4 separate regions of the Mus musculus genome follow, and regions 2, 3 and 4 are each linked to region 1. A link is a loop called in an ENCODE intact Hi-C map of the cell type or tissue named here. Cell type or tissue: gastrocnemius. All regions are shown on one strand. Links, peaks and the distances in the headings refer to the core of each region. The heading gives the core; the rest is flanking DNA. Region 1 overlaps Ctnnbip1 (catenin beta interacting protein 1). Region 2 holds the start of Rbp7 (retinol binding protein 7, cellular). Region 3 overlaps Ube4b (ubiquitination factor E4B). Region 4 overlaps Ube4b (ubiquitination factor E4B).

Evidence for each region. A loop is a pair of places that touch in the nucleus more often than their neighbours do. Peaks named below come from ENCODE experiments on the same cell type or tissue, not always from the same donor. Only the 100,000 strongest peaks of a DNase experiment are listed, where the experiment ranks them.
Region 2: it touches region 1 in a loop (3-fold over the local background); 17 of 42 quality-filtered maps call a loop at or near these places.
Region 3: a loop joins it to region 1, with 3 times the contacts of the local background. A loop is called at or near these places in 13 of 42 quality-filtered maps.
Region 4: a loop joins it to region 1, with 4 times the contacts of the local background. A loop is called at or near these places in 6 of 42 quality-filtered maps.

Annotation. Positions count from the first base shown.
Region 1 is chr4:149,540,280-149,546,337 of GRCm38, reverse strand. It overlaps Ctnnbip1 (catenin beta interacting protein 1), which reads right to left. Exons shown (of 5, transcript NM_023465.4): 3 at 507-627. The coding sequence starts at 602. Among named protein-coding and RNA genes, the nearest start is that of Mir5616, 5.4 kb to the right of the region's middle. In gastrocnemius, for the core only: a CTCF peak has its summit at 2,977 (motif pointing right); DNase peaks (open chromatin) are centred at 1,361 and 2,982; H3K27ac peaks cover 1,035 bases.
Region 2 is chr4:149,450,963-149,457,020 of GRCm38, reverse strand. It overlaps Rbp7 (retinol binding protein 7, cellular), which reads left to right and starts at 2,053. Exons shown (of 4, transcript NM_022020.2): 1 at 2,053-2,143; 2 at 3,487-3,665; 3 at 4,071-4,172. The coding sequence starts at 2,071. In gastrocnemius, for the core only: CTCF peaks have their summits at 2,139 and 3,205 (motif pointing left); DNase peaks (open chromatin) are centred at 2,552 and 3,188; H3K4me3 peaks cover 1,294 bases; H3K27ac peaks cover 1,817 bases.
Region 3 is chr4:149,362,009-149,368,066 of GRCm38, reverse strand. It overlaps Ube4b (ubiquitination factor E4B), which reads left to right. Exons shown (of 27, transcript NM_022022.3): 10 at 2,530-2,613. Among named protein-coding and RNA genes, the nearest start is that of Ube4bos3, 30 kb to the right of the region's middle. In gastrocnemius, for the core only: no CTCF peak of the experiment used is centred there; a DNase peak (open chromatin) is centred at 2,967; H3K27ac peaks cover 878 bases.
Region 4 is chr4:149,345,640-149,351,697 of GRCm38, reverse strand. It overlaps Ube4b (ubiquitination factor E4B), which reads left to right. Exons shown (of 27, transcript NM_022022.3): 18 at 113-240; 19 at 942-1,040; 20 at 3,536-3,771. Among named protein-coding and RNA genes, the nearest start is that of Ube4bos3, 14 kb to the right of the region's middle. In gastrocnemius, for the core only: a CTCF peak has its summit at 2,553 (motif pointing left); no DNase peak of the experiment used is centred there; H3K27ac peaks cover 1,874 bases.

The DNA of each region.
Region 1 (6,058 bases), core at 712-5,711:
TGTCCCCCACACCTCCCCCTCTGACCTCGTTAGTGTCTAGCAGTCACGTCTTGCTCCCATCCTGAAAACCAGGTCCCTGAAGTTCACACGCCTGGCCACTCCCTTTGATCTAGCTCAGTGCCTGTTCTGGCGCAGGGCAGGTAGGAACGTTCAGGCCCTGGCCACACAGCGATGGCAGTCAGCAATCTCAGGTCTCTCTATTTCTCTTTCAGAAGACGCCCTTGTGCTTGCTACTACAGCTCTCCTCAGTGGCCACCCTGCCCAGCTGCCCTGTGTCTGCCCCCAGAAGAGAAGCCTCTCTGAGGCCACTGGGGATCAGAAAGGAGGGCTAAAGACCTCACTGTCCCTGGCTCAAAATAAAAAGTGCAGTGGAGAGATAATCTCAGCAGTGCTCCCTGAACTGTGGGCTTGGGGGGCCTGAACTGGCAACAGGTGATCCCCAGGCCCACAGCCCTTTCCTGGTTCCCGGGGATCCAGGAGGCGCCCTGCAGCCCACAGGCACTCACGTTTGACCCCATCTTCCTCAGCATGAGCAGCACGCGGACCTTCTGTTGAATGTACATCTCCTCCGGACTCTTCCCGGGTGCTCCCTCGCGGTTCATCCCCCTGGCCCAGTTCTGGGGACACCTGCAAGGAGACGGGGAGAAGCGTTATGGGGAGAACGTCAGGATGAGGTACACTCTAACATCGACCCCTGTAAGTGATGCACCCCATTCTCAAACAGTCCCTGCCCAGCAGGGACCTCAGCTCTCACAGCACAGGAGAGGTTGTAGGAGGCGGTGGGTCGTCCATGTGTTCTGGCCTGGGGCCCAAGCAGGATGGCTGAGGAGCTCCTACTCCAGAGCAGAGGCTGCAGGTGACAGCCAAGGACAAATGAGAAACGGAGCCCCAAGAGTTGTAGGTTTCAATGCAAGGAACAAGCACAGATAAGGAGATTTGAACAGAGGTGGCTATATGGGGCCTTTGGCTTAAGAAACCCAGAGATCAGCGACAACACCCTGTGCAAAGCCCCTACTGAGCTCAAGCGGCCAGCTCCCGGGCAAGGCACCAAGGAGTCCCTCCATGGGGTGTCTGCCCAGGGCACCCTCACACACCCACCCCACCTGTCAGAGAGCTCCTGAAGATAGCCGTGAAGGCCAGCAGCTGTGTCCAGGTGTCTACAGCCAGCCCCAGAGAGAGCAGCCCAGAGCTGCCTCCTCCTCCAGAAGGAGCTGTGGGGAGAGGAGGCAGGATCTAGGGGCTTGGGTTACACACTTGAACTCTTGGACAAGTCAGAAATAACGCAGCAGCTGGTGGGGTGGAGCCTCCGCAGCCCTGCTACCAAGGAGCTGCACTCGGGGAATGAGGGAGCGAGCGCAGGACTGACAGGCTAAGGACAGTCCTCACACCATCTCCTCTCGGTGCCCCGTGAGTCCTAGACAGGAACATGCTGGACAAGGCAATCCTCTATGCCAAGGGCGTACCCAGGAATGTGCCAAAGCCTCGGCAGCAGCTCCCAAGTATCTACGCGTCAGCCGCTCAAAAGCCTAATGGGGCCCTCGCCCTGAAAGCCCACATAACAGGTTGAAAACCTGTCCAGATGGGGCTGACATCATGCCTGAATACTCGGCACAGCACAGGATTCCTTCCATAGTCTTTGTATCCACCCTTGGAGCCCTAGGACCCACACTCCTCTCCTCTGTGCTCCACTCCCTTCAAACTCAGCCTGGGCTCAGAAAAGGGCCAAGGTAACTACCAGGGCCTGGGAAAAGGCACAGCGGCCTCAGGCCTCGTCTCCAGGACACACCCCAGCCTGTGGGTAGCCTCACCTGCTACAGAACTCAGCAGAAAGTTCTGGGGTGGGCTGGTGAGATGGCTCAGTGGGTAAGAGCACCCGACTGCTCTTCTGAAGGTCCTGAGTTCAAATCCCAGCAACCACATGGTGGCTCACAACCATCCGTAACAAGAGTAACGAGATCTGACTCCCTCTTCTGGAGTGTCTGAAGACAGCTACAGTGTACTTACATATAAGCAATAAATAAATCTTTAAAAAAAAAATAAAGTTCTGGGGTATCTCTCCCTCACTTCACCTGTTCTCACTCTAGTTCAGGCACCAGTATTGCTGCTCTGGGGATGGACCACACTTGGCTTCCTGGTGGCTCCTACCTGGACCTTGAGTATGGATGCTGTGGCCCACGTCTCCTCCCTGATGCCTCCATCTGGACTACTGTTTGGCCTTGGCCTCACAGCCCACTCACATCCTCCACAGATCAGGAGAGACAACACTACCCCCAGCCTAGTCCTACCTGGAAATACATTTCCCAGTCCTGGCAGTTGCCCAGTGTGGTCAGCCTCTGCATCGGGTATCCACTCCCTGAGCCCAGAACTGGCTTCATCCAAGCCTCAAGGTACCTTTCCAGGGGAGCCAGTTGTGTGCCCTCACCTCTTGTCACACAGCCCTGTCACACTCTCCTAGCTCTCTGAGTGTCTTGTTGGGACGTCTGCTTATTGTCTCTTCCCTTTCTGCTGGAAAGCCAGGCTGCGTCTGCTCTACTTGCCCCTGTTCTCCTAGGGCCTGGCACCCAGCGGGCACTTGGTAAGTAGTGCCCGCCTGGCCAAATGGGGCAGGGAAGCGGTCTTCAGTGTCTCAGATACCCTCTCTCTACTGTATTCACACCAATTTGGAACCAGTGTTATTATATTAAGAGATTGAAGCAAGACCGGCATGGTGGTGCTTGCCTTGAATCCCAGCACTTGGGAGGCAGAGGCAGGCGAATTTCTGAGTTTGAGGCCAGCCTGGTCTACAGAGTGAGTTCCAGGACAGCCAGGGCTATACAGAGAAACCCTGTCTCGAAAAACAAAAAAACAAAAACAAATAAACCGAAACAAAAAGCCTTCAAACTGGGAATCAGAGCTCTTAGGAGCAAGATCTTCCAACCCTGTCCTGTGCTCAAAGGCTGGTCTGCCCCTAAGAAGCAGTGACATACCAAGAACAGCCACTAGAGGACGCCATACACCAGAGCATTGGAGCTTTCAGGTTATCTTGGTAACCCAAGAAGAATCCTGCTGTCCACCCCCAAGGGAAGTTCTCACAAAGCACACTCCAATCACAAGTGGGTCCCAGGGAACTCATATCTGCTCACTCAGGGGCTGTCATGTCATTGCTAGCTGGAGAAACACATTGTTCAGCAGTGTGCAGTCATTTTACACAGGGTGTACATCACGGCACCACAGCCTTACCCTCTATCCCAAAGAATGGCACACCCCATCCTGCTCGCTCACTGCTGCCCCCCCACCCCCCCGGGCTGTGAGCTCTCGGGGCTTATAGCAGCCGGGCTCCATGGGGTCTTCTTACTTCAATGTGCTTGCCTGGCACAACACTGTCTCCTAAACGTCAGAAGAGTCCTGACAGCGTTTCTAAAACTTCTTGCCATCTTGCATTCTGTTTACATGTATTTCTTTCTTTGTGTGTTTGTGTGCTCACCACGGTGCGTGCACATGTGAAGGCAGAGAAGACAACTTTCCGGGTCAGTTTTCTCCCAGGGATTGAACTCTCAAAGGACGTGGTAGCGAGTGTCCGCTGGTGGTGTTCCCGCCCTGCTTTGCTGCCCCTGCCTTGCTGCACGATGGGAAGGAACGCCCAGGGCTGGCTCTGGGATGGAAAGTGGAGCACAGGTCCCTGCCCTTCACATTCCAGGCCAAACGCTCTAGGATGCGAGTCTGTCCTAATTCACAGTAAAGGTGTCAATGTGCAAAAATGAATCATTGAAGAGAATGAATCACAATCGCCCCAGACAGACGTGCCACAAGCACATCATAGCACGCTTGGGTTTGTTGCCTACTGAAGCGAATATGTTATTAAATTTTGATCCTGGTTCTGTCAGGAAGTACATTAATGTCACTGGAGGATTCCTAGTTTCCCCTGTAGGGATTAAGAACTGGTCTCCATTAAAATGTGCCTAAATTACATAAGCTCACACTGCAATTAATTTAGATACTAATTATTCATCCAAGCTCAGAATCAAAAGAAATGATGCATCTTGGTAATGGCTTCAGCTATCCCTACACACTCCACCCCTAAAAACAGGCCAGCGCTTCCTTTCCACTAAGAAAATTTCTCAGGAGTCAGAAGAGAAACAGACAGGGAAAGTGGAAAGAAACAACAGGCAGTTGTCAATTATGCTAATGAAGGGGAGGGGTGAGGTCTGCGGTTTCCTATTATGTGGTGGTAAACCACATGTTATGTATAAAGTTGTGCCACGCCAGAAAATTCCATCTGACAGAGAACATACAAATACTAGAGATTAAGACACACAGACAGGCACTGCATGCACACGCAGCTGGTAGTTCTGAGGCTGCCCCTCTGCTGCAGGAAGCAAGGTTGGTCAAGGAAAAGAGGCTCCCAATCGCTGTGCAGGATCTACACAGGGAAAAGAACTGTGAGGTCACTGGCTGACACGGGCACTGGAGTGTGGGAGACATCAGGACACAGGCGTTGTATTCCCACCCAGCTACACGGACCAACATGGACCAGGCGGTGGCACTCTGGAAGAGTTAGGAGGCAGTGCACGGGGAGCGGGAGCTGCCATGTAGGTCTCTATCAGCTGATAAGGAGCCGACAGGCTGGCCCCCCTTTGACCTGCTTGAGTGACCCTGGACACCGAGCCACTTGTGCTCCCTATTATTTATAAACCTGAAGCTAATGCTGTTTGCACACTCACATTTATTTAAAAAACAAACATTAGTTTATAACAATGGGGGTCTTGCATCTGCTTAGAAAAATATAAAACAGAAAGAAGCCTTAAGCACAGGCTGGACCCTTCGGGGCACAAGGGTGGCGGTCCTCTGGGGTGCACCAATTGCCTTTCACAGTAAACCACACTAGGAAGCTGGGTGTGATGGCTCTCACCTGCAATCCCAGCACTTGGGAAGTAACAGGAGGATGCCACATGCTTGAACCAGCCTGATCCACACACTGAGTCCCCAGCCAACCACAGAAAGACAGTAACATACTCTGCCAAAAACCTAAACAAAACACTCACCATGAGGGCCAGGCATGGAGGCTTCCCTCTAACTTGGGACTACCCTGAGCTATGTAGTGAGTTTTGAGTCAACCAAGACTATAAAATAAGAACCTGTGTCACAAATATTTTTTTTTAATTTTTTCTTTTTGGAGACCAGGTCTTTGTACATAGCCTTGGCTGTCCTGGGACTCACTATGTAGACCAGGCTGTCCTCAAACTCACAGAAATCCACCTGCCTCTGCCTCCCAAGAGCTGGGGCTAAAGGCCTGTGCCACCATGTCTGGTTCAAAAGTAATTTTTTTTTTTTTTTTTTTTTGTTTTTTTCAAGACAGGGTTTCTCTGTGCAGCCCTGGCTGTCCTGGAACTTACTCTGTAGACCAGGCTGGCCTCGAACTCAGAAATTCACCTGCCTCTGCCTCCCAAGTGCTGGGATTAAAGGTTTGCGCCACCATGCCCGGCTCTCAAAAGTAATTTTTAAAGCATTTGACAATTTTTTTAAAAAACAAGCTAGGCAGAGTGAAGGAGCTAGACAGAGTGGCTCACAGCTGCAAGCCTAGGCAGAGTGGCTCACAGCTGCAATCCTAGGCAGAGTGGCTCACAGCTGCAATCCCACCACTCGGATGCTGAGGGAGCAGGACTTCTGAGGCCATCCTCAACTACATAATGAGTTTGAGGCCAGCCTGGGCTACAGCAGACCCTATTTCCAAAACACAAAAAGGCAACATACACACAGATACATCCCATACAGACACACAGACACATCCTACACAGACACACAGACACATAGACATACAGATATACACATACACACATACAAAGACACCCCCCCACAGACACACTCAGACAAGACATACACACAAACACATCCCCATAAAGGCAGATACACAGACAGGCAGACACAGACAGACACACACACACACACCCCACAAGGGCATGAGAGCTGGGCATGTGGCTCAGGGATAAGTAAGGCACTTGCCTAGCTTGCATAAATAAGGCCCTGAGCTCCATCTGCAATGCACCACAAAAACAAACATCTCTGCACCTTTAAGTGTATA
Region 2 (6,058 bases), core at 488-5,487, 89 kb after region 1:
GACACTGTCATGGTAAATGACGTGAACCCACAGTCATGCCTTTCAGTCAACAAACAGGGAAATGGACGAGGCATGGACTAGGAGAGGGAGAGGGAGATGGAGACAGAGAGGGAGAAGACATAAAACATATGCAAATTATAAACAGGTTTTTGGGGTTTTTTTGTTTTTTGTTTTTTTGTTTGTTTGATTGATTTGGTTTTATTTGGTTTTTCAAAACAGGATTTCTCTGTGCAGTTCTGGTCATCCCGGAACTCATTCTGTAGATCAGGCTGGCCTTGAACTCAGAAATCTGCCTGCTTCTTCCTCCTGAGTGCTAGGATCAAAGATATGTGCCACAACAGCCAACCTGAAAAAAAAAAGTTAACAAAGTTGTGAGTTTTTGTCAGTGCTAGCTGTGTCACCATGGGTGTCCATGATGCCTGTTAACTGATGTGGAAGGACCCTGTACCGTTGGCAGAGTTTAGGTCTTGGAGTGTGTGACAGGAGACATGAGTGGGCCCAGCACAGGCAGGCATTTCTGCTTTTGACTGTGGATGTCTGATAGCTTCACGTGCCTGTGACCCTGGCTTCCCTGCAAGGCTGGACCATAACTTGGAATGGTGAGTTAAAACAATCCCTTCCCCGATAAGTGGCTTTTGTATGAGTATTTCATCACAGCAACAGGTAACAAAACTAAGACCCACCCGCTTGCTTTTACGGTGCAGACACAGAGCCCAGGGCCTCAGTGCAAGCTCTCTGTCACTGAGCTGCGTCTCCAGCCTGGTTTCCAGTTTCCTTCTTTTGAATTTTGAAAGGTTTAGGACTCTGGTGGAAGTGATGTCACCTAACTTCTGAGATCGCTTTGTAGGACACAGGGCAGCACCTTTGTGGTTCTCTTGGGACTCTTAGAGAACTCAACCTCCATGCTATCTGGGATCCCTAACAGTCCATAAAGAGCCTATAGCTTACCAGACCCAGCCCTCAGCTCTTTTTTTTTTTTTTTTTTAAGATTTATTTCTTTATTTCATGTGTGTGAGTACACTGTAGCTGTCTTCAGACACACCAGAAGAGGGTGTCAGATCCCATTACAGATGGTTGTGAGCCACCATGTGGTTGCTGGAAATTGAACTCAGGACCTCTGGAAGAGCAGTCAGTACTCTTAACCACTGAGCCATCTCTCCAACCCCTGGCCCTCAATTTTCAAGTGTGGACAGATTTCCAGCTAACACACAGTCAAGTCTGACCAGCTGGTCTAACCTGAGCAGGGTAAAAGAAATGAGTTCCTGGGCTAAAGAGATGGCTCAGCGGTTAAGAGCACTGACTGCTCTTCCAAAGGTCCTGAGTTCAAACCCCAGCAACCACATGGTGGCTCACAACCATCTGAATCAAGACCTGATTCCCTCTTCTGGTGTTTGAAGGCAGCTACAGTGTACTTACATATAATAAATAAAATAAATCTTAAAAAAAAAAAAAAAGAGCTGGGCGTGGTGGCACATGCCTTTAATCCCAGCACTCGGGTGGCAGAGGCAGGTGGATTTCTGAGTTTGAGGCCAGCCTGGTCTACAAAGTGAGCTCCAGGACAGCCAGGGCTATACAGAGAAACCCTGTCTTGAAACCCCCCCCCAAATAAATGAGTTCCTATTTATTAGGATGGCTAGGTGCTGCATATACATTGATGTATGTGTGGGCATGCGTGTGTAAATCAGAGAACAGCTGGTTTTAAACATTTATGTTGACCCAGTCAGTATTTGATGCTGGGAGCTGAAAGCCATTCGTTTAGTTATTAACATCTAAGAATAAGGGATGACCTGGGTCACACCCTGGGCTCAGAGGTGTTTAAAGTTAAACTAAAGGAGGGAGTCACAAGGGAAACAGAGGTTGCCAAGGTAGGGTGGGGCAGGAGAAGGGATGGAGCCAGGAGTACGTGGGAAAGGAAGGAAGGAGGGATAGCCAGGGCTCCACACCCCCAGCTTCCCTGTCCCCTCCTGCAGTCCCCTTGGGCTCCATCCTGGCTCCGCCCTCGCCCCATTGACAATATAGGGCACCACTGCCTGTGACTCTTGGGCTTTGGCTGCGGACAGACACCAAACCATGCCAGCAGACCTCAGCGGTACCTGGAATCTTCTCAGCAGCGACAACTTCGAGGGCTACATGCTGGCCCTGGGTAGGACTTAGGGTTGTGCAGCTAGGGGGAGCTAAGGTTGGGGAGCAAGGCCTCGGGCCTCCGGGATTGAGTGAAGACAGTTTGTCCTGTGTGTTCCAGGTCCTTCTGTCCCCTGTGGGTTATGTTCTCGCTGGTCAGCTCCTGTCCTTGTCCCAGAGTCTCTGCTGCTCTGTCTTTCTTCTGACCCCCTTGTCTCGTCTGTCACTCATCCCATCTGTCGGTACCTCTCTGCGTTCCTCGAATCTCAGGTGCTTATGTACCCCTGCCTATCCAAATCTGCGTGGATATGTGGGATACGGTTGGGAGCGGCTGGGGCTCCTAGGGGCAGGGCGGGTCCTGGCACTGGAAACCAGGCAAACAGCAGCTGCAGTCTGCGTGAGAATTCAATTTCCCCGCCAGAGCTGAGCCCGCTTGGCTAATGGCCAGTGTTCGGAGTTCAAGGCTACTCCTGCAGATGAACCGGCAGAGTCAGCCTGAGCTGCCCATGTGTGTGGCGAGAGAGCAGTGCCCCACACCCTGAACCCTGTGGCCTCCAGTGCATGGGTCCACGAGAGAGGGTCTGATCACTGACCCTGCTTCCTAAAAGACTCTCGGTATGGCGCTGACCGGGCAACTTGCTCTGGCTCTATGGATTTGACAGATTTGGGCAACTATTCCTGCATGCAGAGCATCCTTGCCAGGGCTTGTATTGGGATTTATTTGTTCGGGTTTTTTTGTTTGTCTGTTTTGAGATAAGGTCTCACGTTGTAGGTCAAGCTGGCCTGGACCTCACTTTGTAGACCAGGCTGGTCTCAGACTTCAGGAAATCCTCCTTTCTCAGTTTCCCAAGTATAGAGATTAGAGACCTAAGCTACCATATCTTGCTGTACTGGGTACTTGAAAAACTTCCTTCAAGTACATAGAACAGACTTCAAAACCCCAGTAAGTAAAAGCAATTAAAAAAAAAATCATCCTTCTTTAGCGGCTAGAGAGGTGGCTTAGTCATGCACATGGCAGCGCACAACCATCTGAATGCCCTGTTTACAGGGAATGCGATGCCCTCTTCTGGCCTCTCTGGGCACTGCATACATGTGGTGCACAGATATGCCTGCAGGTAAAATTTATACAAGTTCTCGTGAGTCAAGTATGGTGGTGCACACCTATGATCCAATATTTGGAAGTGGAGGGAAGAAGATCAGAAGTGTAATGTCACCTTTGCCTGTATAAGTTCAAAGACAGCATGTGTTATGTAAAATCCTGCTTTAAAACCAGCTGCTCTCTGAGTTACACACGCATGCCCACGCATACATCAATGTAAATGATTAAAATAAAAAATATATATAATAAGAACAATAACTTTGCAGGTATTGACTTTGCAACTCGTAAGATTGCCAAGTTGCTGAAGCCACAGAAAGTGATTGAGCAAAATGGGGACTCCTTCACCATCCAGACGTGCAGCAGCCTCAGGAACTACCTTGTAAAATTCAAAGTTGGAGAAGAGTTTGAGGAGGATAACAAAGGCCTGGATAACAGAAAATGCACGGTAAGGGCTTAGGCAGCAGCTAAGGGCTAGGGCTCTCACTTAGCCAGCATGAGGCCCAGGGAAGATTACTAGCACCTTAGAAAAAGAAAAACGAAAGAACATAGGCTTGGGGCTGGAGAAACAGCTCATCAGCTAAGAGCATTTGGGCTCTTGTAGAGAATGGAGAGTTTAATTCCCAGCACCCACATGGTGGCTCACAACCACCTGTAACTGCAATTCCAAGGACCTCTGTGGGCACCAGCCATGCACATAGTACACATACATGCATGGAGGCAACACATAAAATTTTAAAAGATCAAAATGTAACCTAGGCTGCAGATCTCAGTTAGCGCTTCACTCAGTCCACCCGGTAATGTTTAAGGATCCTGCCATAGTGAAACACTGTTTCTCTCTCCCTCCTTGCAGAGCCTGGTTACCTGGGAGAATGACAAACTCACTTGCGTACAGAGAGGAGAGAAGAAAAACAGAGGCTGGAGCCACTGGATCGAAGGGGACCAGCTCCACCTGGTACTGATCTGTCCTGATCTTTTGAAAACATTTTGGGGGAGGGGTGGGAGGAGAGATTTAAATCACTATTTCTTTACTTGTATTCATGTGTATGTATGTGTGCCTATGTGCCTCTCTCTCTCTCTCTCTCTCTCTCTCTCTCTCTCTCTGTGTGTGTGTGTGTGTGTGTGTGTGTGTGTGTGTCACATGTATGCAGTGCCTTCAGAGACCAAAAGAGGGCACTAGATCCCCTTGGAACTAGAGTTGCAGGTGGTTGTGAGTGTGGGGAACTGCACCCTGGTCCTTTGCAAGAGCTATCTCTCTATCCCCTTGTTTTTTACTATTTAAAAAAGTTGTCAGCCGGGCAGTGGTGGCGCACACCTTTAATCCCAGCACTTGGAAAGCAGAGGCAGGCAGATTTCTGAGTTCGAGGCCAGCCTGGTCTACAGAGTGAGTTCCAGGAGAGCCAGGGCTATACAGAGAAACCCTGTCTCGAAAAAAAACAAAAACCAAAAACCAAAAAAAAAAAAGTTGTCATAACAGTATGTTTTGATCATATTCTATCCCCTCCCTAAGTCCTTTCAGACTTTTATCTCTCTATCTAGTACCTAACTTCATATTCCTTCTTTGAAACCAAAATAAATAAATTTAAAAACAACAACAAAAACAACCCCCAGACAACAATAGGCGCATGGAGTCCATTTTGCAGTGGTCACTTCTCCTGCACATGAGATATGCCTTGGAGAGCAGCTGATATACTGTGCGCCATAGGAGAAAACTGATTTCTCCTCTCCCAGAAGATATCAATTGGCTGGGCACTTCCTGTCATTTTCTTCTCAATTCTGGGATTTGTCTGGCTTGACTTTCTGCAGGTCTCGTGCATGCTGTCACAGGCTCTGTGAGTGTGTCCATACACCAGCCCCGCTGTGTCTGGCAGAGGCTGTTCCCTGGGAGTCGCCCACCACCTCTGGCTCTTAGAGTTTTTCTGCCTCTTCTTCTAAATAGATCCTAGAGCCTCGACGGCTATCTTAAGGCATCAGGTACAGGGCTGAGTGCTCCAAGGTCTCTCGCTGTCTGCCCACTGTCCAACTGTGGGTCTCTGATAATTACCATCTACTGCATGAGGAAGCTCCTTTTTTGAGGGCTGAACAATGCACTGGGATGAGCCCCACATGAGTGTCCTTTGTTCTTATTTGAAAAGAGATAATAGCAATTTTAAAAAGGTGGACAATTCCCCTACTCCTTCCCCCCCCCCCTCTCTCTCTCTGACATGCAGAAAGATCTTGAGGCAATTTTTGTTTTGATTTGTTTTTTTTTGTTTTTGTTTTTGTTTTTTTTTTTTTTGGTTTTTCGAGACAGGGTTTCTCTGTACAGCCCTGGCTGTCCTGGAACTCACTCTGCAGAGCAGGCTGGCCTTGAACTCACAGAGATCTGTCTGCCTCTGCCTCCTGAGTGCTGGAGTTAAAGGTGTGTGCTACCACTCTAGGCTGGATTCGATCACCTTTTTTTTTTTTTTAAGATTTATTTGGCCGGTCGTGGTAGCACACGCCTTTAATCCCAGCACTCGGGAGGCAGAGGCAGGAAGATTCCTGAGTTCGAGGCCAGCCTGGTCTACAAAGTGAGTTCCAAGACAGCCAGGGCTATTCAGAGAAACCCTGTCTCAAAAAAAAAAAAAAAAAAAAGAGAGAGAGAAAAGATTTATTTGTTTTATTTATATGAGTATACTGTCACCATCTTCAGGCATACCAGAAGAAGGCACCAGACCTCATTATAGATGGTTGTGATGGAAATTGAACTCAGGACCTCCAAGAGACCAGTCTGTCAGTGCTCCTAACCACTGAGCCATCTCTCCAGTCCCGATTTTATATATATATATATATATATATATATATATATATATATATATG
Region 3 (6,058 bases), core at 324-5,323, 180 kb after region 1:
AAGGAGACGCAGGCATGTGATGGGGTGAGGGTGATAAAAGTGCTTTTATGTGCGTGTACAAAAAGGCCGTCATGAAACCCATCATAGGTAACATGTGCTAAAAAGGAAATAAATAAGAAGGCCCTAGATCTCACTGCGGGCATTGTCGGCTGGCAGCACGCCTTCGCCTTGCTTTCTGTCTGTACACTCATAACTCTTGGTTTAAAGACCGTCGGCTTCTTACGTTTGTAAAAGCACAGTCCAGGCCTTTGACCCAGCACTCTCCAGTCCGAGGCAAGTAAGTCTCTATGGGTTTGAAACCAGCCTGGCCTATACGGTTAAGTTCCAGGCTAGACTTCATCTCATTGGGGGGCTAGGGGGGTCAGGGGGAGAAGGAAGGAAGAAAGAACAATTCAGGATTCAAGAAGAAAAACTCTCTGTAAAGCGGTTCTACTCTGCAGTTGGTGACCTCGGTCTTTGGTGGTGTCTTGTGGACACAGGAACAATAAGGGAGCACCTGAGCTGCTCATCTTTAGGCGAATCCGGAAATTCGCGTGGGAAAACGTCATTGTCTCTGGAGAGTTAAGAGAGGCAGCCTTTGGGGGGGGGGGGTGACCCTTAATTAGAAGGATTTTCTTTTTTCGTACAAGCCAGCAATGAAGAACCCAGAGTAACTTTAAAATCAGGTCAAAAATTAGCTGAAGGGACATTTTGTGCTTATTTTATTGATAAACTTATGCTGAGACCATAATAAAGTGACCTTAGGTGGCTTTGTAAAGGACATGGCATGAACTCAGTGGCAGCAAACAGCACAGATAGGCCTCTGAGTCACAGAAAGCTGGTGCTCTCTCGGGCTGGCTGGCTGGCGTGAGTGCTGTTGTCTTCCTGTGTTTGAGGTTTCTTTGGAGAGAATGCGAAGGAAAGGGACTGGAGACCCCAGACCACGTCCTGCCTTTTACCTAACAGGTGCGGCAACTATGACCTGGCTAAGTCCTTGACTGGAATTTCTACTTCCTCTAATGTTTGAGTGATGTTTCCAAATGAACAAACAGAAGTAAATAGCAACTTAATGTAAGGGCTGGAGATTAGCGTTGAAGCTTCTATCTCCCCTGGAGGCTCTTACTTGGAAATAAAAGAGTAACGTTTAGTATGCAGGTCACAACAACAGTATGGTGCCTAGGCAGGCAAGCTGTCTCTAGGCAGAAATGCTTGCTTTGTAAGCCTGACGGCTTGAGTGTGGTTCCTGAACCCGAAAGGGAAGACACCTAATAGTTGCCCTCTGATCTCACATTCATATGCACACATACCTACTTATACAACATATTATATGAACACAGTAAGATTAAAATTTAAAAATAGAATCCTTGATGATAACAATTTATGCTTATTCATATTTTGCCTGTTTATTATCAATTAAACTCTTACTTACACAGGAGGATAACTCTACTAAAAAAAGTAAATTTTAAATATTTTTTGGATGGACAGTTAATGGCGTTTATCTGTGTGACTGTAGAAGTTTTGCCTTCTTGATTGCGGTTCTGGCATCTCTTGCCTGTGTTGAGTGTTTTCAGATTGCTTAAGAAAGCACAAATACCATCCACCCTGATTACTTGAGTTACAGAGACCAGAATGATCTCTTCCAGCGCTGTTCTGATACCTGGCTGTGCTCTGCGCAGGTGTGCGCTATCTTTCTATCCCGTTTCTCCTGTGCTGAAACTTCCCTGGGATGGGATGAGCTTTGTGGCCTGAGGGATTGGTACAGGTTTCTAGTAGGTTTATACTACGCGCCCTTTACAGCTGTGGTTCACGTTGCCGGCTGCTGTGTACCTTCTCCTCGTGATGGTGTTAGTCTTAGATGCTAGCCCACTCCTAATTGTGTGGCTCAGTGAGAAGGCACTGTTAAATTTGAAGGTGAGCTGTGCTGAGCAGCAGGGCTTGGCCACTGTCACCAAATCAGTGCCAGCCTTGTGTGTCTGACTACCCTTCAATTTCCTGGTCAGGTGACTGTGTTAGCAAGACATTCTTACTAAAAATAAAATTTTCAGTTTGAACATTCATCAGCTGTCTCCTTGTTCTCAGTTGAATGCAACAGAGGGAAACAATTTCTTAAGTGTTGGTGGATTCGAGGAGAAAGTGGAACACTTAGTGTGATTTCCATGCAGATCATGGGTGTGTGTTAATCAGCAACACTGTGGGGGCAGGGCAAGTGGGAGTGCTGAGGTGTGCAGCAGGACCCTCCCCCCACGCTCTCAGCCGCCCTGTCTGCGCCCTACAGGCCGTGGGCCCTGCCAGAGTGCTGCTAGTGCTCAACGCTCGTCCTTCCCTGCACAGCTGAGCTCTGGTGCTGCTTGGACAGTTGTCCTGGTGGACCAGCCACACCAAAGAGTTGTAGAGTTGTTTTTATGGATGGGGAAAACCAGTGTGTCTTGGGGGGAGGGGGGGATGGGGCAGGGGAGAGTGCAAGTGTGTGGACTACAGACTGGTAGTCATCTTCAGAGCCTGCGTGCTAACCTTTCTCACACCTAACGTTTGTGGTTCTCTTTCTTACAGATCTTTATCCCCATTTTACAAGGCCTGGCGCTGGCTGCCAAAGAGTGCTCCTTGGAAAGCGACTACTTTAAGTACCCCCTCATGGTAAAAGCTCAATCTTTCCTTTTTAATTGATATATAAATAATCCCCTCATGGTAAAAGCATATTCCTTTTTTTTTATCAGATCTGTGTTTAACCTTGTTTTTCCTTTTCTTTCTTTTTCTTTTTTTTCTTTTTCCCTTTCCTTTCCTTTCCTTTCCTTTCCTTTCATTTTTTTCTTCCTTTCTTGAGACACAGTCTCATGTCTGCGTTAGCTCATGGCCCTGCGCCCTCCTCTCGAGTGCTGAGATTACAAGTGTAGATCACTCTCACCTTCAGATGTAAAACCTGAGACCCTGCTATAGGCCAGACACTTGTGTGACTGTGTCCTGAGCCACCCTAGTGTATTGGCAGCTTTCCATGCCCCGCCACTGCCAGTCCTAGACAGCAGCGAGTGAGGCACTGTGGGAATGTGCCTTGCTATTCTGGGGAGCCAGCACAAAGGATGACTGTCAGAGGCATCTTGCTGGTTTACAGAACAACAAGCAAGCCATACTTGGGATTTGAACATCAAGCATCATGAGATAGCTTGCTCTTGAGTTACTAGATGCTTGCTGTTCAGGCCTGACAACTGGAACCCACGTCAAGATGAGAGAGAGATCCCACATACATACTCAACTCCCCCTTTCCCCGGACACACACACACAGTAATAATAAATGGAGACGCAACATAGGATTGGGGCTGGGAAGACAGCTTAGCAGTCAGGAGTGTCTGATGCTCTTCCGCATGGCTCGAGTGTGGTTTGCAGGACAGCCTGGAACTCCGGCTCCAGAGGATTTCCCTCTTCTGCCTTCACAGGTGCTGCCGAGCACTCAGGAGGCATATACCTGGCACACACAAATAAAAATAAATCTTTAAAAAATCCCCAACAGATCATTTTAGTATCTTCCTGTGTTGTGCAGGCTGGCCGTGTGGTCATGAACCTGCATCATTATCCCGAATGCTAGGATGACTGCTTTGTGTTGCCATGCCCGACTGGGCCAGAGAGATGATCCAGCAGGTTAAAATACTTGCCACACAACCCTGTGACCTGAGTTTGCTTTCTCGGAATCAACATTAAAAGACAGGTGTGCTGCCTACTATCTGTAGTCACAGGATAGCTAGGGTAAGATAAGAGGCTGGTACAGGATAATTGTGGGCTAGCTAGCTTGGAGCAGCAAAGCACAATAGTAGAAAAAGGAGATTCTGCCCCAAAACCTGGTGCAGGGCACTAACCAACTGCTGAGCAGTTTTACTTTGACATCTAGATAGGGGCTTTGGCATGTGTGCGCCTGTCTATACATGTGCGTGTGCACATGCACACACACACACACACACATACACACATAAGCGCACACTAAGTGAGTAATTTTTTAAAATTTTAATAGCCTGTTAATACAGGTTAAGGAGTTGATTTAGTAGCTAAAGTGCTTGCCTGGCAAGCAGGAGGACTAAACCCACATAAATCTCGGTGTGTCTGTAGCCTGCCTGCCATTGAGGCCACACATCTCATCCGTGGTCTTTGTTTCCAAGTAGATGTGCCTGGTGCCCCGTGGTGCTCAGAACAACCATAGACTATAATAAGAGTCTTTAGCCAGATTCTCACCGAGGACTCAACTGTTATAAAATACTGCTGTCCATACAAGAGGCATCGTGGTCCATGACTTTCATCCCATCACTTGGCAGGCAGAGGCGGGTGCACCTGATCACTGTGAGTTCGAGGCCATCATGGGCTACATAGTTCCAGAACAGCCAGAGCTCTATAGAGAGGCCCCATCTGGGGAAAACAAAACAAAAAACCTTACCAAACAGCAACAAGTGAGAGGTTCTTTTCTGTCTGACATTTGCTGCTTTGAAATTTTGAGAGATGAATGTCTTTTGGTATTTTTGTTACAGGATTATAATAGAAAAAATATAAAACCATGGAACTCACTCACTATATGACTTACATACAGGTACAACTTTGTATAGGATGAGGCCATAAAGAAATTGAAACTCTATGTTTGTTCCTTTACTAACTCTTTTCGTTTAATTCCATTTTGTGGATCACTCATAATATTGGGGATGTGCCCTGGGTACCCTAGGCGCTTGTAAAGCAAGCTCTCTTTCCTTAGGATATTCGTAATTCAGGGTAAAAGTCGCATCATCACAAAACATCTTCACAGTTAATCTGTGGCAGATGGTCACATAGGTAACAGAAGGGCTACTGTTAGAAAATCAAGACAAACGGGCAGTGGTGGTACACACCTTTAACCCCAGCAACCGGGAGGCAGAGACTGGCGGATCTCTGAATCAAGGCCATCCTGGTCTATAGAACTAGTTCCAAGGACAGTGAGGGCCACACAGAGAAACCCTGTCTCAAAACAAATGGAAAAACAAGACCTTCATAGCAGTAACAAGGAGAAGTTCATAATAATGTTGGGAATGAGGTGAAGCTGAACCGAGTGTGGTAGTTCACGGTCAGCAGCTTTGGAGATCTGAGCCGTCAAGGTCATGGGTTGGCCAGCCTGCGCTACAGAGTGTCCATTTACACAAAGGCAAGAACAAAAGCCAGGTGTCTGGGTTCACCTTGATCCCTGCACAGTCTGAGCAGGAGGATCAGGAGCTCAGGGTGTCTTTGATCCCAGCACAGTGTGACATTATACTGGGCACACAACATCCTGCCTGAAATCTCACTTTGAGCCGGGTGCACTATAGTTGAGCAGTTGAGGCTGAGGGAGGACGATCATTCCAGGACTTCCTAGTGAGAAAGTCCAGAGAAGTCTGTGCTACATAGTGAGATTCTGTCTCCAAAAAAATCAAGAAAGTAGACAAATAAAAACTTTGAGCATGTTTCTGGGGCTGTTTGTTATAAACTGTATGGCTGGGCACAGGAAGTGGAATCTGCTGCTGCTGCCTCAGCGGGGATGCCTTTTAGTCAGTGCTGATCACCCTTGCTGTTCTGCAACACAGCCTTGGAACTGCTGTGCTCCTCATCTGGTTTAGCTTAGTGACTCAGTGACAAAAATGTAATGACAGGATCCACAAAATGCCCTTGGTGGAACACAGTCATCCTTTGTGGGGGTGGGGGTGGGGGGTGGGATTTAACTTGGGGCCTGCTGTTATGCTGGTACAGTAACGAGGGTGCATCAGGAGGGCATGAGGGGAGGAGGGCAATAGGGCAAAGAGAGGAGGACTGTTGGAGCACAGAAACAACTGTTGTTGTTGGATTGACAACTGGCAGACTCTGCTATGTCCTATGCTGTGACCTCCAGGGTGTTGTTTCTTGTGCTGGTGCTACTGTGCATGTGTCAGCCCCAGTATTTAAGAGGTTAAGGCAGGAGAACTGAGAGTTCTGGGCCAACCTGGGCAACATAACAAAGTCTTATTCAGAAGGAAACACACACATGCACAAGCACAAACACCCGACACCTCACACAGATGCAAACACTCCCCATCCCACGATGATAACAGCAGCAACGATAAATCAC
Region 4 (6,058 bases), core at 380-5,379, 190 kb after region 1:
GGCAGAGCTACCGAACCTAGACTTCTCATCTCCTGGCCCCTCACTGCCTACTCATGCTCAGGGGCCATGGCACTGGACTAATCTTCGGGCCGGGGCCCATCCTCTTCCACAGAAACTGGTACGGTGCAAGGCCTGTGCTGACGCTGGCTTACTTGACGAGAGCTTCCTAAGAAGATGCCTGAATTTTTATGGCCTTCTCATTCAGCTGATGCTGCGCATCCTGGACCCTGCATATCCTGAGTAAGTGTGCTCTTTGCCGTGCCTCGTCTTCACGGTGGCTACCGGGCTATTGTTCTTGAGTCATAACTAAACCTTGAGAATTTTTATAGTTATGCATAAATACATATGAAGCTAGATTAATATTTCCCCATGTGTTTTTTAGTGGCTGTCAGTTTTAAAATTTTGCTATAACATTGGATGGCTAGAAAAGGAAGTTTATAAATTGGAAGCAAAGTGCTAGAGGTGACAGGCTCCTGAGCCTCCTGAGCACCAAGTCTCGGAGAGCCGAGGACACCGACAGTCACTGTTGTTGTTTAAGTCAGGTCTCTTACGTTCTGTGAACCCCCTAGGTCACAGGTATTGGTTAGTTTGGCCTGTGTTCCTAAAAGACTGGAAAAGCTTATATAAAGTATATGCTGGCTTTATCCACCCAGTATGAGTTGCTTGAAATGACCAAATTCGACCTTTGGGTTTCTTTCCCATTTTAACTACTTCCTTAAGTCTGGCAAGAAAAGAAGATGAGGCAAACACTTACAAAACACGCCCAGGCCTTCCTCATCCTTTCTGCACACTGCGGGTCAGTCGTTTGCCTGTGCACTTTTACACATGTGTTACACAGTGAGGGCTGCTCTTTCCACATGGGGCATTTGGAAGTACAACACCCCAGGTAATCAGTGTTCCATGATAGCATTTGTAAATTGTGGGGTTTTTCTCCTCTACAGCGTAACACTGCCTTTGAATTCAGAAGTCCCCAAGGTATTTGCAGCATTGCCTGAGTTTTATGTCGAAGATGTTGCTGAATTTTTATTTTTTATTGTACAGTAAGTACTTCCCGTACTGTATGTTCTTCTGCTTATACACTGTGCCTGGTCCTCTGAGCTGTGTCTTCTTCTGCTTATACATTGTGCGTGGTGCCCTGAGCTGTGTGTTCTGCTGCTTATACACTGTGCCTGGTGCCCTGAGCTGCGTGGTGTTCTGCTTATACACTGTGCCTGGTGCCCTGAGCTGTGTGTTCTGCTGCTTATACACTGTGCCTGGTGCCCTGAGCTGTGTGTTCTTCTGCTTATACACTGTGCCTGGTGCCCTGAGCTGTGTGTTCTTCTGCTTATACACTGTGCCTGGTGCCCTGAGCTGTGTGTTCTGCTGCTTATACACTGTGCCTGGTGCCCTGAGCTGCGTGTTCTGCTGCTTATACACTGTGCCTGGTGCCCTGAGCTGTGTCATGGTTCACATAGCTGCGCTTCAGTCGGAGGTTGTGTGACTCTGTTTACCTGAATGCTGCTCAGAACTTAGAGAAAGAAACCCCCTTCAGCAGCAGCTGATTCCAATTTGATCTCCAAGACAGAGGCAGTGGCAAGTTCTCTGTGAAACCTGAGCAGTGTTTGATAATTGAACAGGCTCTGGAGAAATGCCCCAGGAAATGTCCAAAACCAAAAGTACCCACAGCTGTGTTTGAACCAAAACTGTCTCCATTTGTAAAACTGGAGAAGCTGCGTGTCTGGTACGTGGGGGGAGATAGGCAGTTTGTTTGGATTTTTGTTTCCTAAAATCCTCACTTCAGGGGCTAGAGCCTTCTCTGGCCTCTCAGGGAGACCCCTCAGGTCAGCTGCCCAGCAGGTAAAGGGCCCTGGACTCAATCCCCAGTACTACTGAAAACAAAAATCAAAGCAAAGCCCTTCACTTTTCATTTTGAAACTGTGAGAGGTAATTTCTCATCACCATAACTATATGGGAACTGGTTGGCAGAAGAATGTGTGTGAAATCTGGTTTCAAACGCAAAAGCAGGATAGACCAGAAACAACATCCAAAGTTATACAAAGCAAATTTGTGTTATGTCCTAAAAGCTGCCCCCAGCCGAGCATGGTGGTGACTGACACCTGTAAGCCCAGCACCTGGAAGCTCACACAGGAGCATTGTGAGTTCCAGGCTAGCCTGGTCTACATATCGAGCCGCTCCCTCGATCAGCAAAAGGACAGACAAGCTCTCTCTGTGCAGGCCCAGTCAGTGGTGGTAACGTGGAGGGGTTAGTTTTTGTTTTTTTGAGACAGGGTTTCTCTGTACAGCCCTGGCTGTCCTGGAACTCACTTTGTAGACCAGGCTGGCCTCGAACTCAGAAATCCACCTGCCTCTGCCTCCCAAGTGCTGGGATTAAAGGCGTGCACCACTACCGCCCGGCTTACATTTTAATTTCTTAAAATTTGAACTTTTTTTTTTTTTTTTTTTTTTTAAATTGGGGCAGGTGGCTAGAGAGATGGAGATCAATTCCAGCAATCACGAGGTGGCTCACAACCACATATCCTAGGATCTGATGCCCTCTTCTGGCATGCAGGCAAACATACAGAGAGAGCACTCATTTACAAAGATTGGGTGATATTTGAGACTGGGTTTCTCTGTGTAGCTCTGGCTGTCTTGGAACTCGTCACTCTGTAGATCAGGCTGGCCTCAAACTCCAGAGATTCACCTGCCTCTACCTCCTGAGTTGTGGGATTGAAGGTGTGTGCCACCACTGCCTGGCTAAAAATATTTTAATTACATGTATTTATTCGTGTGCGCATGGGGTCCTTGAATGCTACAGAGGTCCTGCTAACAATTGGGTCCTAGAGATGGAATTCAGGTTGTCCATTCTGAAGCTGGGCATGGTCATGCATTCCCATAATATAAGTATTTGGGAAGTAGAGGCAAATGATAACACGTTCAAAGCCAGCATATAGTGAATTTGAGGACAGTTGAAGCTATTTAAAAGATCCTGTCTTTTAAAATAAATAAAACCCCCACTTTTGGACAGTGAAGATCTTTTTGTGAAGTTTCAGTTATGGCTTTTGCTTACTTTCTAAAACACATTGCAGCCAACACTCAGGTTTGCTTTGAATCTTTGTGGCTCCAGTGTGCACATTGTTGAACCATGTAGAGGCACTCCAGTACTCCCCCTCTGCTGTGTGCCCCAGTATCCCCCTCTGCTGTGTATGTACTCCAGTACCCCCCTCTGCTGTGTATGTACTCCAGTACCCCCCCTCTGCTGTGTACCCCAGTACCCCCCTCTGCTGTGTATGTACCCCAGTACCCCCTCTGCTGTGTATGTACCCCAGTACCCCCCTCTCTGCTGTGTATGTACCCCAGTACCCCCTCTCTGCTGTGTATGTACCCCAGTACCCCCCTCTGCTGTGTATGTACCCCAGTACCCCCTCTCTGCTGTGTATGTACCCCAGTACCCCCCTCTGCTGTGTATGTACCCCAGTACCCCCCTCTGCTGGACCCTGTCTCCTTCCCGGCCTAGCGAGCTCTCCGAGACTCACCATGTGTTTTCTCCTCTTTACAGATACTCTCCTCAGGTGCTTTATGAGCCCTGCACTCAGGACATTGTCATGTTCCTCGTTGTGATGCTGTGCAACCAGAACTACATCCGAAACCCTTACCTAGTGGCCAAGCTGGTGGAGGTCATGTTCATGACCAACCCTTCTGTCCAGCCGAGAACTCAGAAGTTCTTTGAGATGATTGAGAACCATCCTCTCTCTACCAAACTGCTGGTGCCGTCCCTCATGAAGTTCTATACAGGTGGGTTTCAGAGTAGGCCCTGGGGTATGTGGTAATGTACTTGACCCAAGGTTGTTTCAGAGCGAACTTAAATCTAAATCTGTGACCTAGATTCACAAATAGATAAATAAATAATCCTGCCATCAAGGCTTTAACATCTGCTTATGTAAATCACTTCCTAGCCCCAGCTCAGAGCACAGGCTGTCGCATGCCTTCTCTCCCGGCCTCTGAGAGCTCGCACTGGCCACTGCGTGTGCGGCCTTCCGTTGATTTACACTGTTCGTTGTTGTTAGTCCAAGCTGATGTTTTCATCTGAGTTGTTAACCTGGTTCATTTGCTGTTGAGTTTACAGTATCTGATATATAACACCATCCTGTGGCTGCCTTTTCAAAGAGATGGAACAGGAGAGAGTTTGATATATGCATTCTAGGTCATCCTTGACTGCCACAGCAAGTTTGAGGCTACCTTAAGCTTCTGAAAAGAAGAAAAAGGCAACAACAGAAAGTGACTGGGCGGGGCTGGAGAGATGGCTCAACGGTTAAGAGCACTGACTGTTCTTCCAAAGGTCCTGAGTTCAATTCCCAGCAACCACATGGTGGCTCACCTGTAATGGGATCTGATGCTCTCTTTTGGTGTGTCCGATGACAGTGTACTCAAATAAATAAACAAACAAGCCTTTAAAATTAAAAAAAAAAAAAAAATTTAAGAAAGTGGTTGGGCTTCACCCGAGCCAGTGAGCTGAGCATTCTGGGATGCTCTGGGAGTCCTCCCACATTCATCAGCGTATCACATTCACTGAGCTCCTGCCATTTGCTAGGTACTGTCTGCTGTGCTCAGTTACACTTGGAAATGACAGGGTATGGAGAATGAGCTGTCTGGGCAGACTGTATTCCACATTTTGACTGTTTAACAAAATTTGACTTTTGAACTCTCGGGTTAATCTCTCCTCTAACAAAGGCTTCCAGTGGCTAATGGAAGTTCCTGGGATCTGCCCTGCCTTCTCATCCTGTATAGAATCTGGTACTTTCTGGCCATACAGTCAAGTGTCTGGCATTTAGTAGACCTTGCTGAGCTCTGCGGAGAATACAGCCTGTTGCTGTTGACTGGGGTGGCCTGTGTGAGGATTCCCAGTGTTCCCACTGCCTGTTTGGACTCAGGGTCAGCCAACTCTCCCACCTTGTAAGGGGCTCTGGGAATCTGCCTGCCTACTTCCCCTTGGTCACTGTTACTTTGTTACATCCCTCCCTTAGACTCTCCTGTGTCTGAAGTAAGCACTTGCTGACTTGAGTATTTTGATAACATTCTTTCTTTGGAGAAAGTCCAGTGCACTGGCACACCTTTTGGGGAAAAAGGTCATGGTCTCCTAGCCATGTTTCAGGATAAGCTCGGCATATTTAGGTACAAATGCCACCTTGTGTGTATTCAGAACAGGAGCAGTGTACACTGCAGGTTGGAGGCCAGTCAGGAATACTTAGTGAGACCCTGTGTCAAAAACAACAACCCAAAAATTTACTGAACAATCCAAGTAATAGCCACATTCCACAGGAGGTATATATTAATATTAAAAAATAGATTTTTGTTGAATCTAGTTAGTATTCGGTTAGTGGTCTGGACCTGTTACTGTAGCTTCAGAGAGACAGAGGGAGGGAGGGAGGGAGAGGGAGGAGAGAGAGAGGAGAAAGAAAGAACACACACACACTGGCGTGCCTGAGGAGCATGTGGGTGGATATCATCCACCCTTTCTCTCTGTCGTGGAGCACAGTGGCCTCTGGCCTGAGCCCTTCCATGGTCATGGGTAGATGACACCTTTCCTAATAATAGTTGCCACTTGTGGTCACTTGATCCGAATAGCCATGGAAAAGATGGGTACTATAAATACGTCCATTTTCTAAGTGAGGAAACTGGAGCTTAGAAAGGTCAGGATGCTTGCGAAAGGTTAAGGCCTGTGAGTGGCAGGTGCTCAGCAGCTGGACTCTAGCAAGTGTGCCTGGCTGCTCTTCTGGCCTTCACCCTGCTGAAACTTCACAGTCTCCATGGGCCTGCCCAGCACCCCACCAAGATAGGACTTAGAGTTGTATATCCCAAGGTCAACTGCAGCAACCAGCATCTCTCAGGGCATGGCACATAGGAGGTACTTATGCACAATCTTGTTTCAAAAATAAAATTAGACTTCAAAATAAGAGGGTTTTAAATGAGTCCTAACAGTCTTCCTTAAGGAAGAATTCCTTAGGAATTCCTGAGGCTCCGAAGGCTATGGCTACAAGACTTATTTCCAGGCCCCTTCCTCATAACTGGCTGGCTGCACAGA